Regions from separate parts of the Mus musculus genome. Here region 1 is linked to region 2. The links are chromatin loops, found by intact Hi-C in ENCODE. Cell type or tissue: left cerebral cortex. All regions are shown on one strand. Each heading gives the region's core, and the rest is flanking DNA. Links, peaks and the distances in the headings are about the cores only. Region 1 overlaps Dlgap1 (DLG associated protein 1). Region 2 overlaps Dlgap1 (DLG associated protein 1).

Region 1 (8,616 bases), core at 3,127-7,126, 50 kb after region 2:
CAAAAGGGCCTTAGGACCACAATACTGCACTAAATTGTTAAAAAGAAAAAAAAAACTTCTTTAAAAAGTGCCTAAAAAGTGTTAAAAATGGCTAAACACTATGAATTTATCAAGATACAAAGCTAGAGAAACAGTCGTGGAGGGATTTGTGTTGAGACATCACAGGTCAGTAGCCCCAGCCCAAGGAGAAAGAAAACATGTAGAGGCAACCAAAGAAAACTGATACCCTGCTTTGGGGGGAAACCAACTTGAGCAACGATATGTGTTCTGGAGCCATGACCATGAGAAGGAAGTGTATACCCATTTTCAAATGCTAGAGAAAAAGAACTGTTACCCTCCAGCTTTTAATAATATCCACAAAATCTACCCTCAAGAATGAAAAGGAAACAAAGATACTCTCAGGCGAAGGGAAACTAAGTCTTAGTCACCAGCAGATCTACTCTGAAGGAATGGCTACAGAATGCACATGTTTGATCAACCTCTTCAAACTGGACCAACCAACCAATCATCAATCAATCAATCAATCATCAATCTCAAACAAGGTAAGAACTGTCACAAGGGTGTCTACAGACAGCAACACCAGTAAAGGAATATTATCAGTGACTGCATGGATGCATGGCTGGCTAAACATATCAAAATCAGTTAGTGTCATCTACCATATTGACAGGACCAAAAAAAAGCACACAAATAAATCAACTGATACAGAAGATGAATCTGACAGAATTCAGCACGTGCCACAAGAGCCAGGAATATCACCGCTCACCCTCAGTTTGATACAGAGCATCAAATAAATACTGTTGGCAGCTAGCAATGTAGCTGATGGAGAAAGATTTGTCTCGCTCCCGGTGCAATCATGAAGAAGGGGTGAGAACGCTGAACCAGTTCTTGTTAATTCAGTGGTGGGTTTTCTAGACAATATGATAGGAGAATAAAAGTCTCAGGGGTCGAACGGAGGAAATAAAACTGTCCCGCAGATGACACTATAGCCTATATAGAAAAGCCTGAAGACTCTACCCAAAACCTTGTTAGTGAATTTGGCAAAGTTGCAGGATATAATACCCACATAAAAATGAAGTGGATTGACCTAGTTATGAACACAGAAATTAAAAACACATTATCACTTACAGTAGCTCAAAAAATGAAACCCTTATGTCCAAATCTAAACAAGTGCAGAGCCATGGGTTAAACTGTTCAATACTGATAAAGAAATGAAAGAGCTAAATAGATGTAAATGCCTGCTATGCTTATGAGCAAGGATACTTAAAAAACCAGAAATGCCCATTTTCTCATATTAATGTACAGGTTCAATGAGATCCCTGTCAAATTTCATAAAGACCTTCCTCCCTCCTTTCTCTTTCTTTGTTTCTTCCTTCCTTCCTTCCTTCCTTCCTTCCTTCCTTCCTTCCTTCCTTCCTTCCTTCCTTCCTTCCTTCCTTCCTTTCTCTCTCTCCTTCCTCCCTTTCCTCTCCTCTCCTCTCCTCTCCTCTCCTCTCCTCTCCTCTCCTCTCCTCTCCTCTCCTCTCCTCTCCTCTCCTCTCCTCTCCTCCCCTCCCTTCCCTCTTCTTTCTCCCCTTCCTTCCTTCCTTCCTTCCTTCCTTCCTTCCTTCCTTCCTTCCTTCCTTCCTTCCTTCCTCTCTCTTTCTCTCTCTTTCTTTCTTTCTTTCTTTCTTTCTTTCTTTCTTTCTTTCTTTCTTTCTTTCTTTCTTTCTTTCTCTCTTTCTTCTGACAATATGTCTCTATTATGAAGCTCTGGGTGTCCTGGAAATCCCTATATAGCCTAGACTGGCCTTGAACTCACAGAGATCCACCTGCCTCTGCCTCCCAAGAGCTAGGATTAGAGGTACATGCCACCATGTCTGGCTGACTATAAAGACTTTTATAAGTGTAAATAAAACTATTTCTACATTTCTATGGCAGATACAGGAGCAAGAACATCTAAAATGATTTTTTGAAAAGAATAGTGTTTTAGTCTTCTCAAAGACTCATACAGGTACAGCCAGCAAGACACATTCTGTCAGGCTAACAATCAAGAGGTAGGGATGAGTAAAACGGAATGAGGAGCCCCAGGAGATGCCTACTCTAGCTGCAAGAGCAGTATGACAGAGGAGGGGCCATCTTTTGGACAATAATCTGGGTATGTTCACAAACACTGACAGGGTGAATTTTGACCCAAGTTTAACTATTTATATAAAAACAGATCCTGGGCTTAAATGTAAACCAGTGGGAAATAGTGAAGAAAAATATTTACAAGGAAGAACTCTGAAGAAGGTATCTGGGATTATACATGAGGCGAGGGGTGGCTCTGAAGACCGGTGGAAGTAGAATAATAAGTCAAACTCAATAAAACTGCATTCCTGTGTACCACCTGATTGGAGTGGACCTGCATACTATGCACAAGCCATCCAGTGGTGGAAAATTCTTTTAAAAGTTGTAATCATGAACACTTTTGAGTTGGATAGATTTATGGGTCTGGCTGTAATGTTTGTTTTCCACGCACAAACACATCATACTTTGATCATGTGACTCTTTCCACTGTCCTCCCATTTCTCTCCTGGCTCCTTCTCTGCTTCTCTAGTGGTCCTTTAGGAGAAGTTATTGAAAGCCATCCATCTCATAAGGGACAATGCTCTCCAAACCCAAAGCTTAAAAAACACAAATCAATTAAAACTTGGGCAAAGTCACAAAGAGACACACAGGAGATGGGGTTCAGTGTCATTACTCACCCCTAAAATGAAAATGAGATCCACGTGACACAGCACTGCATCCTTACCAAAACTGGATCAAATATACAGCAGTGGCAACAACAGATGTGGGTCACTCATGAAGCCATATAATGTTAACTGGCTTATTAAAAACGCTAAGTGTCCAACCATCATGCAACCTTGTCCTTGACCTCCTGGAATTTAGTTTAGACGAAGAACTCAAAACTCTTTACAGGAATGTTTATATGAGTTTGGTTTATTAAAGCCCCCAGATTGGAATCAATCTAGTGATCCATCCATGACTGATGTCTGAACGAACTATGGGATCCATAGCATGGAACAGAGGAAAAAGAAGTCAACTCAAGAAAGGGCCATACAGTATGAGTCTCCTTACGGGAGATGAAACCTTCAGAGGAACCAAGAGGAGACTAGTGGCTGCCAGAGGGAGAGAGGGGACAGGTTGAGAGGTGTTTGGACATCCAGGGCAACCTGGATGATACTAGTGGTGAGGGAAGATGTTTGCATGTTTCCTATGATGTCAACCCTGCTTATGGAATTCTAGTAAGGTTTTCCAAGATGGAACTGTGGGAGGCAGGAAGGGAAACCAGAGAACTGGAGAAAGGATATATTTTCGTGTTGACACATGCTACGTTTGTAGCTCCATGTGCTTTACAGAATCTTAAGATGGAAGTTTGGTTCAGAACCATTGCACTTGCAGACAATCTAGGCATGTCTGGTCTACAGCTGCATGCGTCTGAAGGGAGGGATGAATAGTGCAAAACACGGAAAATCATAAACTCACTCGAAACACTACACACCACGCATACACGCACACACATGCACACACGCACACACGAGTTGTACAGGTCCATGCACATAAAGTTGATCATAGGTCTTGCATGTAAATTTTGTACATGCATGTAAACACATGGTGTTGCTATGTGGTTGGACACGTCCAACAGAGATAGTACAAGCTACCAAAAAACATCTGACATTGATAATTTTGTGCCGGAGTAAGTAGACTCATGTTACTTTCCAATATTTCAAACTTTGGTCCTAGTGAATTGGGGTCTCTGTGTATAGCAGGGGTGATGTTAAGGATCTGCTGTCAGGAGTGGATTCGCGGACCTGGTTAGCACATTGTGCTGACCCTGAATCAGTTTCCTCTTCAGAGTTGGTCAATGCTGCAGTAGATAGAAGTCAAGGAAGGCAGGAGGAGAGAGGACAGGGCTGGCATTCCCTGATTATTCTTCTCCATGTCTTTGGTAAGGCAAGTGACTCTTAATGACCAGACTGGTTCCCTGAACACTGTCCCTTTCTTGCCTACATGGCACTGGCTGTTAAGACACAAGAAAACCAGAGGTAGCCACAGGAAAAGGCATTTGAAAGGCAACACTGAATGTAGGTGAAGGCACACACACCCACTGTATTTTCCCTCAGCTTTAGCTGTACAGACTTGGTGGTTTTGAAACTCAGAGGAGTAAGCTCTCATTCATCCCAGCAACAACAAAACAGTTTCTAGGAAATGCAGAGTTGTCTACTTCACAGATTTTGAACACGAGCTGTAACTGCCCATAGTACAAGGCAGGGACACACTTTCAAAGCTTTGTGAGCAAAACAGAAATGTGATCTGTGAATACACTATCACTTGAATAGAAACAGTATTTAAATGTCCACATGCATTCCGACTCAATCAATTAAGTACAAAGAGAATAATAACTAGTCTTGCTGGCTTTCCCAGTTATGCCCTTTGGGGTTGAAAAGATGAGTTCTATTCACCTGTATTAATTTCATGTTGAGGTAAATTATACTAATTTCTTGTGCTTTGGGCCATAGAGAATGAAAAAGAGAATTGTCTTAGGGTTTTTATTGCTGTGACAAAACACCATGACCAAGAGCAGGCTGGGAAGGAAAGGGTTGATTTTGCTCCCACCTTCACATCATAGTTCATCATTGAAGGAAGTCAAGACAGGAAGTCAAACAGGATGGAAACCTGGGGTAGGAGCTGATGCAGAGGCCATGGATGGGTGCTGCTTACTGCCTTGCTCACTATGGCTTACACAGTCCTCCTCCTCCTCCTCCTCCTCCTCCTCCTCCTCCTCCTCCTCCTCCTCCTCCTCCTCCTTCTTCTTCTTCTTCTTCTTCTTTTTTATAGCAATCAGGACCACCAGCCCATGGGTAGCATCATCCACCAATGAGGTGGACCATCCTACATCAATAATTAATTAAGAAAATGGTTGCCTGAAGCCCAGTCTTCCAGAGGCATTTTCCCAGTTGAGAGTCCCTCTTGCCAAAATGACTCTAGCTTGTGTCAAGCTGACCTAAAACTAGCCAGGACAATAACATTCACCTGTTGAATATGGATTAACCTCTCCGCAAGGCATCACTGAAGAGCCTTTTACTAACACATGAAAAGGGACAAAGCTTTCTGGTTAAAATGTTCTTTGCTGTGGTAGCAGCAGAATTAAAGACTGTACACTACTGAAGCAGAAAATTCCAAGATCACAATGAGTAAAGCCCACGAAACGCAAGTGCTGTGGAGCCCCGAGGGGAGAGAATTAATGCACAAAGCTCCTCTTTCAGGGGGCCAGGCTAGACTATTAAGACTCACTCTGTCCTTCCCTCTTCTGACCCCGGGAGCCCTCCTCTTCTGCTGTCTTCATGAACCGGCCTTTGTCTCCCCTCTAATGAAAGAGGCGCTTATGTTCTGTCCTGCTCTCTCTGGTGCCCAATAGAAGCCCAGTGGTGGGAAAAAATAACTGTAGGTCTAGAGGAAGACTGGAGTGTTTCCAAGGTGACGCACTCTGGTTTCCAGGACATCGCTGGAGTGTCAGTTCCAGAAAGCGCCTGAAGGGGGTGGTGCATACTGAAGAATTAGCAGTGGTTGGTGCAGCCACAGAGGAACCTTCAGGGAAAAATGCAGGGTAATTTTCTCACTCAGTTTAAAAAAAAATGTTTGTTTCATGGGTGATTTCATGAAAGAGTCAGAGGACATTAGGAACTTGAGTTTCTGTGATTATCTTTTCTAAGGCTTCCATTCGTCACATGAGGATTAAGCCTTACAGATAAGGAGTTAAACCACAAAGCTTTGGGTTTAAGTAGCTCCTGAGCAGAGTTGATGCCCAGGCTGAGATAGGGTGACCACCTGCTGTGCCGCAGAAGACTTCTAACTAGCAATGGCCAGCTTTGCTGAAAAGATAAGCATCCAATGGTAAAACAGCCCCAGACTCTCTCCCACTCCCGAAATAACATTTCTATGGTTCAGGACAAAAAATGGCCAACAGCCTTCAGAGGAAGACACAAAATTGAAAGTAGATAGAAGTATGAACGCAGTGCTGTGTTTTATTGTTTTACCATGGGGTCTGATGTAAAAGCAGCAAAGGTTTTCTTATTGCTCTCTGTCTCTGTCTCTGTCTCTGTCTCTGTCTCTGTCTCTCTCTGTGTGTCTCTGACTCCCTTCTTCCTCCCTCTCCTCCTCCTCCTCTTCCTTCTCCTCCTCCCCCTTCTCCCCCCCCCCAACCATCTCTATGTTAGGAATTCTGGCTATGTAGTCATGGTTGGCCTGGCAGTCACCCTCCCTTGTTCTCTCTCAGAATCATGTCCTATTCTTCAGTTGCTATCGTTATTCTCTCTCTCTTCTCTCTCTTACTTTCTCTCTCTCTTTTTCTCTCTCTACACACAAACACAATTTATATATTTATTTCCCTGGCATCTCTTCATTGGCCTATGTACAATTCATTTTTATAGTTTCTAAATATTTGTGGACTTTCCTATTTCTATTATTTAATTAAAGGGCAATTCTGTTGATCAGGACATATATACTGTATGTCTTAAATTATATATATTTATCATATATACATATAGTTATATGTACACACAAAGAGTGTTTAAATATATAAATATGTCCTGCTCAGTCTGTATACTGCTATTTGTGTATACGTGGTTTCAGGGCTGGTCACTAGTATTGATCACTTATTGGGGGTTCATCCCTGAAGAAGACATCTTCCTGGTCTCAGTATTTCTTAGGTTCCCCATGACATCCAGCATTTCAGTTGGTGCTGTACTTTTTCAGGTCTGGTTTAGGCCACCATGTTGTTTGGGTTCCATGAATGTAGCTTCCCTGTGGTTCCTTGGAGACACAATGTCACTGCAGTTTTCCTGATCCTTTGGCTCTTGCAATCTTCCAATCCCTTCTCCCACAGTGTTCCCTGAGTCTTAGGTGCAGGCACTGTGTTGTGGGCATCTGTCCTCATGCCCACAGATGAGTGTAGCTCCCAACCCTCATAGAAGTAACTTCTCTTTACCTCAGAAGGAAACCCTTAAGGGAACCACCAGCAGTCAACCGCAAGAGCAAGTGTAGATACCCAGCCCTTGCTGCCAAATCTCCTCAGTGGGCGCACTGACATGCAGCCCGAACTCTCCTCTTAGAACGGCCTATCTGTATTCAGAAAGTTCTGGCAAGTCTGGCTTTCATTTAATTCTAGCAGTTATAACATTTCCTTCCCGACTTCTTCAAATCTACGTTTGTCATTCAACAGAGATTGCCCCGTCTCCAAGAATTTGTGGAGTGTCTGCTATTTTCCTTGCTATTGACCTCTGGTTTTGTTCCTTTGTCTTTGTTTTAAATTATCTTTTCTTTCACTGTCGACTTTAGATGTTAGCTTTGTTGGATGTAGCAGTCTTGGCAATTATTTGCTTTGAGGGCTTGAAATACATTGTTCCATGCTCTCCTGCTTTTAGGGTTGCTGGTGAGAGACCCCATTATTCCAACATGAGTTGGTATTTTTATTTTCCTCATAGTGTTTTTTTTTTAAGTTTTTTGTTTTATTTATGTGTGTGCTTATGTGGTGTGTCTCTCTGTGTGTACGGACACGTGTATGTGGGACCACCAAAGACCAGCAGAGGTTTCTGTACAGCTATAGTTACAGACATTGAAAGGTCATGGAAGGACTTTTCATGCCTGCCACTAAGTAAAGAGAGTGGAGAAGGTTAAATAGCAAATAAGATATTCGACTATTTTATTCTAGAGGGAGAAAGACTAGGCAGGGAGTCTGGGTAAATGATCGTGAAGGACTTGGGGAAGAGACACCCAAGAAGGGAGAAAACAGATTTCCAGGGCAGCGAAACTACTTTTTTTTTAATGACTTGACAATTGTTGGATATGACATTATTTGTTTGCAAAGCCTTTTGAATGCACAAGATGGAGTGTGAGCTGAAAGATGAGCCGTATCAATGAGGTCTGTGAGCAGGCCACGGATTCTAACAGTACGCCGTGCCTCTGGGAGGGGGTGGGGTGGAGAGGACAGCTGTGGGTGGGGACAAGAGAGATATGGGAATCTTTTGTATTTTTTCTTCAACTTTGTCCTGAACCCATAGGTACATTAAGTCTACTTTTAAAAGCTGAAAAATTAAGTCTACTTTTAAAAGCTAGAGAGAGTCTGTAAATTGGGTCCATTGTGCTGTGAACCTGGATAGAGGCAGTGACGGTCATCCTCACTGTGAGAGAATCGCCATCAGAGGTTGTACTGGATGTGTGAGTATGTGAGTCTTTGTCCATTATAGCAACCAGGCAAACCTCTCTGTTCACTCAACAAAACACACTGTGTACCAGCTATGTTCCTGGAGCCTGGGACAGTCTCATATGCATATCAGAGAGGACACACATGAGAGGGCAGTTAAAATCCTGGGGACAGCTGGTCAGTGGTGGCGCACGCCTTTAGTCTCAGCACTTGGGAGGCAGAGGCAGGTGGATTTCTGAGTTTGAGGCCAGCCTAGTCTACAGAGTGTCTCAGGACAGTCGGGACTATACAGAGAAACCTTGTCTCCCCAAAACAAACAAACAAACAAACAAACAAACATCCTGGGGACAAATATTAGGCTAGTTGTTTAACAGGGTTCCTAGAGCAACTCTGTA
Region 2 (8,616 bases), core at 2,443-6,442:
GTCCACTAAATGACAAAAGCCACCTTTGAAGCATGTCCCCTGTCTTGCTTACTGCTGTGTGAAGTCAGCTCTGTGGTTTCGAGGAAGAATTTAAATGCATTTATTTATCTCTCCGATCACGTTCAGACCAAATTGGTCCCAAACCTCAGGCTATAATTGATATCCTTGAACAACAAACCCTTTTCATCGGCGGGAGCAATGAAGTTAAAAACCTTGCCGATGAAGCTGACCTTCCCAGTGCCGGACTGCTGATGTGAGTTTGAGAAATGTAATTTTATATTTCCCAGCACCAGGGTCAGCTTGCCCTCGCCTTGGTGGCCTTCTCAATAATCTTTGTCCTTGTGATGATCAGACAACACATATCGTGTGTCCTTTGAAAGCAGACCTATCCTTTTCTTCCTTTAAGTGGCACATGATTAAGAAGAAAGGTGACCACAGTTTCAATGGAAAGCCGATATATGCTGAGAATTGCTACCGGTCTCCGCAACCCCAAACACGGGTGATGGACAGAAAGGCCCACACAAACACACCAGGCCAGCGTGGCATGATGGATGTTCAAATATTACTTGTTTTTTTGGTTTTTTTTTTTTCTTTTTTTTGCCTTGCAAGTCATGCCCTTGAGAAACAGAAGAAGAAAGTGCCGAGGTATAAACAAGCAAGCAAACTAATTTTGTAGTTAAAGCAACTTGGAAAATTCTGGAAGGATTAAAAAGACAATTCTTAAGAGCCTTTAGAGAGGTAAGAAAGATATGACCTCCTACCCCCTAAGAGGTTTATAGCATCAGATGAGCGTGAGATTTTTTTCTTTTTCTTTCTTTTTTTTTTTTTTAGTCTGAGTCTAAAACACATCATGACCTCCTGGGACATAGCTTGGGGAATGCTCATGAGCACCCCCATCTACCTCATTTTTTAAGGGGGGACTGTGAAGTTCTAGTTCTTAAATTCTGGGAGGACGAGTGGAAACAAGGTCTGGCCAAGGAGTTAAGTGGAGCAGTAAAAAGCAGGAACCACTTACCTTGGCTTTGGGCAGGACATAAATGCAGAGTTTGTGGTTGTTCTGTTACGGGCACAGAAGGAAGGTTAAGACACCCTCTTAGAGAGAGCGTTTGAAACACATCCAGGGGACCTCTACACTTGATGAGTTAAATATTTTATTATTTGTATGTTATGCCTGTGAATGCCTGCATGTGTGTGTCTGTGTGCCATGTATGTGCCTGATGCCCTTGGAGGCCAGAAGGCGGCATTGGATGCCCTGGGACTGCAGTTACATGTGATTATGAGCTGTCATGTATGTGCTGAGAACAGAACCCAAGTTCTCTGCAAGGGCAGCTGATGGGCCCTTCACCAGTGGGCCATTTCTCTAGCTCCATTTAAAATTAGATTTTCATGTGTGTGTGTGTGTGTGTTTGTGTTACACATATATGTGGAGGTCAGAAGACAACTTGCAGAAGTCACTTCTCTGCTTCCAACATATGGTTTCTAGAAATTGAACTGAGGTCAGCAGGCCTGGCCACCTCCACCTGCTGAGCCACACTGTCTTGTGAGCTTACCATGTGAGAGGTTAATTGGAGAAAACGGGTGAGGTGAGGGCAAGTCACTCAGCTAGGCTGAGTGAACAGGACTCGACTGACTTTTGGCATGCAAGCTTTTGGGTTTAGGAGTTTGCATTTCTGTGAAGTTGAACACTGCCTTTCTGAGAAGAGGCGGCACATTCATAGTATCACTAGGCAACATTTTAAAGAGGCTCGGAAGAATTAGTTGTCGTCATGTTTCCTGAAAACTGAAACCAAACTAATGGTTTGTCTTTTCTACTGTCTTTGCCAAAGTTAGTCCTTACCCCCCCATTTCATCTATATCTGAAAGAAGCTATCCTTAGAAGAACTTTGAAAAACTTAGTAATTATTTTACCATATTAACAAAACAATACCCAAAGAACCAAGTTCCTGGCTGCGTGCATGCTGCCCCTCCGGGTAGTGTAATTTAGCTGGAGATCAAAGGTTAAGTGCCTCTTAGCCAAGGCTAGGTGATCATCACCATTATGTGTGTTTTTGGAAGTGTTTTTATTGTTAATACAAAGTGAAATTGGACATTCTCCCTCCTACGAACCACTGGTAGTCGTGAGTCTGCATTTTGGAGCACATTACAAGAAGCAATTTGAAGGTTCTTATGGCCTCCAGAGTTCAAACACAATTTTTGTCATTTTAATTAGAAGTTTATTCTTTTACCAGGCATCAGAGCATCTGGTGTCGAGGCACAGTGAGATCAAGAACCACTGCTTTTCAAGGTTGCTCAGGACCTTTCCCCGTCTATTTACCCTGGCGGAGGCTTAGCCTGGGAAGCCGACGCTTCTGCAGTGGAGGGTTTCCGTGTTAGACCCGGATGCTCACATGCGGAGCTGCTCGCTAGCCCCTCAGCAACCAGTCTCCAATTACTGTCCTGTTGCAGAGTTCTGTGCTCAACTCCTGTCTCTAACCAACTTCGTCAACTTTCCCCTTCTCCTGTAGGAAATGAAGATGTATCCCCTCCCCCAACCCCGACATTCTGATTTGTCTAGTGTTCCAGAGCTAGTGATGAAGTGGGGCTGGGAGACGGGCAGGACCATGGTCTAGTTCCATAGTTCTGCATGCGGAATCTCAAGACTCTGGTCATGGTAATGAAAGCCATCAGTCTGGCTGCAACAGAGCCAGCATCTGGGATGGCCACTAAAGCTCTTCAGCTCTTCACTTGAGGGATTTCTGGTTCCTCAGAGTAGAAGCCACTGCTAAGGTCAAGGGAGAAACATGAGGCGAAACGTAGTTTCTCATACTTGCTTTTCTTCTTTCCCACATATATAAATCTGCGTGGTGGAAAATGTACAACCTTTAATTACGTTGCACAGAACAGAAACTAGTTCAGAAATGGATCTTAATGTGGAAGCAATCACGGCTTAGATGTCAGCGGGTCAGAGTAGTGGGGATGAGATGGTTATCTCACAAGAAAAGGGAAACCCAGCTCAGCATAAGCGACTCATGGCAACTTGGAATATGATTATGCACAGGGTCATGATTCCTCCATTGTTCAACAGCTCAAGTTGTGGTGCCCCACTGCATTTAAAGTTCCAGGAAAGAGTTCAAGGTGGGAGTTGTGCCTTTAGAGTGATCAGGCCGCTTGCCAGGACAAGCAGAAGCAAAGGCTATGGGGTGGGTACTTTTGGGTTTGTGGTAGCAGACCACCACAGGACTTTAGAAGGTGAAAGCTGGATGATTCTGGTTGCTTGCAACCATTTAAGAAAAGGATTAGGAGAGAGGACACGGACCCTGGGACCAGATGGTGGATCGAGGCATCCCCAGCACTAAAAGGTCTTAGGCTCCAAACTGCAGAATCTTTTTTTTTTTTAATCAGATATTTTCTTTATTTCCATTTCAAATTTTATCCCCTTTCCTCATTTCCCCTCCAAGCCCCCATCCCATCCCCCACCTCCCCTTGCTCCCTAACCCACCCACTCCTGCTTCCCTGTCCTGGCATTCCCCTACACTGGGGCATCGAGCCTTCACAAGACCCAGGGCTTCTCCTCTCATTGATGTCCCACAAGGCCATCCTCTGCTACATATGCTGCTGGAGCCTTAAGTCCCTCCATGTGCAGAATCTTTAAGGTGCTGGGAAGGCTGTGGTTTGGGAACACGGGGATGGGGGGGGAGGTGTTTGGAGTGATCCCAACCAAGGGTTAAACTCCCCGAGAGCTGGCAGGCTTTCATCCTTGAGTTTTGAATATTACTGTATTGATTTCAAACGCTGTTGGGCAGTATAAGGGAAAAGGTCAGAGAACATGATCATAATGGCGAGAGAACCACAAGAACTACAGGTAAACGTGGCGAGGCGGAGTGACCGGGGTGACAGCAAAGACAGAAATCGCCGGAGACGCTCCGAGAGGGAAGACTGTCTGCATGTCTGAACGCGTGTGGAGAGTGTCAGGAGTGTTCAGAGTGAGGAACTGCTTTTTCTTGTTCTCCTTTAGCAGAGATAGCTGTTTGGAAGTTCACCAGCTATGGATGGACACATTCCACGGCTGGTGTTCACGCTTTTCCCATGCACATAAACATAGCGGCCACCAGAGGGCGACGTTGCGCGCGACCAAGCAGCGATTACAGCTGGGATTACTTCTGCCTACATTGCCCAAATTCCTCTCACAAAGTCCCCTTCAGGCTTCTGATCTGACAGTTTCCCCTAGCACCAGGCATGGGTCTCTTTGGGCAGTGACACCAGCAGGAACATTCTGGCTGCTTTGTAAATGTAAAAGCAAAATGCCGAGCTCACAGAGAGGATGGTGGCCTGCAGACTCACCCTATGGTGTTTCCCAGGAGCAACAGGCAGAGCTCCCTGGAGGCCTCCCCCCCCCCCCCAAGTTGGGGGTTGTCTGGACTCGATTCCTCATGGAGTGTGTGCTCTCTTTCTCTCATTAAAGAGAATTTTAGTTCCATGATTCAGAGGGAAACGGTCAGTTTGGGAACCCATCACTAGATTTTCTTTTAAATTCCCTCTAAATAACTGAATTAAGACGTCAGAGTGTGTGCTCGGGTTTATGATCCCAGCTGAGCAGCATGGGGGTCGCAGGGCCTTTGCTTTGGGAGGAATCTCCACTTGGGGTTAACCTTCACCCTGTTAGATCTTTACTTGGGTGTTTCTGAGTTGCTGTCAGGAGACCTGGAGGAATGCCTGCAATTAGGACAAACCTTTCCAGGACTTACTAATGTTGGTCTTTGAAGTCTTTTGGATATTTTGGGCAGCTAACATGGAAACAGGAATAATCAACCTTTAGAGTTCTCTAGTTGAGGATTCTAGAACAAAGTAAGAGAAGACAGAGGTGTGACTCTAAAGAACTGTTTCTGTAATTTAGTTCACAAAATTCAAGGGAGAATGTGATCAACAAATAGGAAAAGGGAATTCAGATAAAAAATTTCATTCATTCATTCATTCATTCATTCATTCATTCATTCATTCATTTTGCATCTGTGCAAACAGGCACCATGGTGCATTTGTAGAAGCCAAGGAACAATTTGTGGGAGTCAGTTTCTCTCTTTTTACCATGTGGGTCCTAGGGAATGAAATGCAGGTCACTAGGCTTGGCTTTAAGTCACCTCCTGAGCCATCTCATAAGCCCCTATATTTTTTAAGATGGTGAACGTGGTCCCCATGTTGGCCAGGCTGGCCTTAAAGGATCTTACCACTCAGGTGCTGGGTCTACAGTCATGCCCCACTCCTTCCAACTAAGAAATGCAGATATTCATTAGAAGACAAAGGCACACAGTATGGTAGGGTTTAATTTTTTTGGGCCAGACAGACTTGTTGGCATAGCGATTTTCGCAAACCATCTGCGAGGCTATCTGAAGAGAATCTAAAATAAATGAACGAATTAATCTGATTTATTTTGAGGAAGGAACCATCTTCAGTGTTTCAGACTGCTTGTTGATGTAAGTGGAGTCTGGCCTATTTACTTTGGCCACAGTTTAACTCGCGTTATCTGCTGGAAGGAGTTTGCCTTGACAGTTGGCTAAAAACACAGTGCTCAAAGAGATGATTGCTCTGAACCATCAGCAAATGGGGGTGGGGTGGGGGTGGGGTGAGGGTGGGGGTAGGGCAGAGCATGGTTTCATGGAGTGCCTTCAGCAAAGGAGGGCTAGGACCTGCTTTTATGATGCACCCTCCAACGTTAATACAACTCTAGACTTAAAGTGACAGTTACTCTAGTACAGTTATTAAGGACTCCTTTTTTTTTTTTCCACTTTAGGAAATGTTCTGGTTTGGATGGCAAGCAAAGTGGCCATTGGACTTGTCTCCATAGTCCCTGAATCTGCTGACAGATGAACACAGATGGGGCCTTCTGTGACCAAGCTCAGGACTTTCCTGTTGGCCTCCCTGGAGGGTTCACACACCCACAGCTCCAGAGCAAAGGCAAATGGGGAGGGCAGAAGACAGGTAGGTCTCTTACCCAAATTGCTTCTAGATACATACCACATTGGACCTCTGGGATGTTCACAGAGCTTCCCCTCCCCTATGCTAATGATTGCTCCCTAGTCTATGGCACTACTGATGACAGCAAAACCTTCAGGGGGTGTGATCTAACGGAAGGAAGTTAGGTCATTGGAGGTAGGTCTCTGGAAGATATATTGGGATGCCAGCTCCTTGGTTTCCCAGGCTGCCTTGGCTCGTCATGTGGGATCATAAGTGCCTCACCAACACACGCTCCAAAAACATGAGCTAACTGATAAAATCAACCATTATCTCTGAAACATGGACCAAACTAAGCCTTTCCCACTTTAAGTTGATAACTTCAAGTGTTTTATGAATGGGAATCTAACACAGTATGAGAAATTCTTTTAGAGATTTATTTGTTTTATGGATAGGTGAGTACACTGTAGCTGTCTTCAGACACACCAGAAGAATGCATTGGATCCCATGACAGATGGTTGTGAGCCACCATGTGGTTGCTGGGAATTGAACTCAGGACCTCTGGAAGAGCAGTCAGTGCTCTTAACTGCTGAGCCATCATCTCTCCAGCCCCAAAGTATGAGAACTTAACAGAAATCCTGGTTCTGAGTTAGGAAGTATGGTCATAAGCCCAAGAAAGCCTGTACAGTGGAGATGCGGGAATAATGCTGATTAATGGCCCGCTGAGTGACATTTGATATGGGTGCATAGAGAAATTTAGCAGACTCAGATAATGGCTCTGGGACTCCAAGGCCAAGGCTACAGAAGCAAGAAGGACAGGAAAGGAGGCCCTCACTGAACCCCAGTCTCACCTCAGTTCTGTGGTGTTGGTTACCTATACTCAACAGGATGTTAACTGTAAAGTCCCAGAAATTCACAACTTATAAGTGCATTTATTTTTATGTTTTTTTTAATTTATTATAAGCAAGTACACTGTAGCTGTCCTCAGATACTCCAGAAGAGGGCATCAGATTTCGTTACGGATGGTTGTGAGCCACCATGTGGTTGCCGGGATTTGAACTCAGGACCTTTGGAAGAGCCATCTCGCCAGCCCCTATTTTTATGTTTTTATAATGTGTGTTTTAGTACTAGGAATCCAATCAGGTCCTTGTGCATAGCAGGAAGAATCTTACCAGTCAGCTATATCCCTAGTCCTTGGCTTTTTAAAATTTTTTTAGAGAGGGCTTTTCTCAGTCTGGCCTTGAACTTGCAATTCTCCTGCTTGTGCCTCCTAAATCCTGAGATTGCTGGCAAGAGCCACCAGGCCTGGCTCATAATTTAATGCTATCATTAATCTCTTATCGTGCCTCACTGTGACAAAATAGTTGAGAGAAACCACTTGAGAGAGGAAGCATTTATTTTATCTCACAGGTGCAAAGGACATGGTCCAGGATGATGGCGGGTGGGATGGGGATGTTGACTGGAGTGGTGTTTTAGTCCATGGTGGGAACTTGCAACAGTGGCCTCACATGGTGCCAATATGGTAGAGACAGGACAGAAGCAAGGCTGTGAAATAACACCCAAGGCTACCCAAGAGGCCTAGTTCTTGGAGTGAGGCCTTACCTCTTAACAGCCTCCAAAAATAGTATCTGGAAACTCAATGGTCAAAACTCAAGCTCACTGGGACAGTCTAGATTCAACCCTGACCCCCATGCACGCACGCACGCGCGCGCGCACACACACACACACACACACACACACACACACACACACACACACACAAATGTGTGGGTTCTGTCATGTGTGTAGATTCAGGCATCTATCATAGGTCTCATCCCATGTAGAAAAAGATGGGGAAAGACTGACATACATCATGGTTAGGAAAAAAAGAGGTTTCTAAATGAGTTGATAGAGATTTCTATTAAGAAGAATGCCAACATTGTTGGTCCCAATGAATCTGGGAATGTGGGCCAAAAGGAATCTGCTATGAAATTCAAGAGGAGAATTGGGTTCAACCGGGGAGAACTGAAAGCTAACCAGGGAATTACAGAGGAAGTTGGATGTTATGTGGAAATAAAGCTACGAAGGGCATAGTGTTTGTTTGCGGTTTCCTTTTAAAAGTTTATTAGTGTGTGTGTTTGTGTGTGTGTGTGTGTGTGTGTGTGTGTGCCACACAGAGTTCCAGGCAGTTGTGAGTTGACTACTGTGGTTTCTGGGAACCAAACTCAGACGCTCTGACGGAGCAGGGCGTATTCTTAACTGTGGAGTCTCTCCAGTCCCTGTGGCTCCCTCATTTACTCAGCTCCACCTGTCCATGTGAATATGCCTCATAGCTGAATATTCCACGCCATGCAAGTTCCCTGACTACCCTGACTGTGTGTCAGTCTGAGAAAAGAGAAGGGGAAAGACGGGTATGAACGCCTCTACCTTTGAGAGACACTTCTTTATTTTAACTGCAACTCAGGCTGACCTTGAACACGATGCAGATCTCTCTCTTTAGCCTCCCAAGTTCTGGAATTAAAGATGAACTACCATGCCTGGATTCACATGAGTGTATGTATTTCTTTTCCTTTTTCTCTTTCCTTCCCTATCCTTTTGCCCTTCCTCCTTTCCCTCCCTTCTTCTCTCCTTCCTTCCCTTCCCTCCCTCCCTCCCTCCCTCCCTTCCTTCCTTCCCTCCTTCCTTTCCTCCCTCCCTCCCTCCTTTCCTCTC

What was found. A loop is a pair of places that touch in the nucleus more often than their neighbours do. Peaks named below come from ENCODE experiments on the same cell type or tissue, not always from the same donor. Only the 100,000 strongest peaks of a DNase experiment are listed, where the experiment ranks them.
Region 1: a loop joins it to region 2, with 4 times the contacts of the local background. A loop is called at or near these places in 4 of 42 quality-filtered maps.

What each region holds. Positions count from the first base shown.
Region 1 is chr17:70,630,589-70,639,204 of GRCm38, reverse strand. The region is part of intron 3 of Dlgap1 (DLG associated protein 1); the gene reads right to left. Among named protein-coding and RNA genes, the nearest start is that of Gm46581, 28 kb to the right of the region's middle. In left cerebral cortex, for the core only: a CTCF peak has its summit at 5,541 (motif pointing right); DNase peaks (open chromatin) are centred at 4,064, 5,526 and 7,015; H3K27ac peaks cover 2,725 bases.
Region 2 is chr17:70,679,483-70,688,098 of GRCm38, reverse strand. The region is part of intron 5 of Dlgap1 (DLG associated protein 1); the gene reads right to left. It overlaps Gm36746 (a long non-coding RNA gene), which reads left to right. Exons shown (of 5, transcript XR_003952404.1): 2 at 5,765-5,952. Among named protein-coding and RNA genes, the nearest start is that of Gm36746, 34 kb to the left of the region's middle. In left cerebral cortex, for the core only: a CTCF peak has its summit at 4,085 (motif pointing right); DNase peaks (open chromatin) are centred at 4,092 and 5,314; H3K27ac peaks cover 1,316 bases.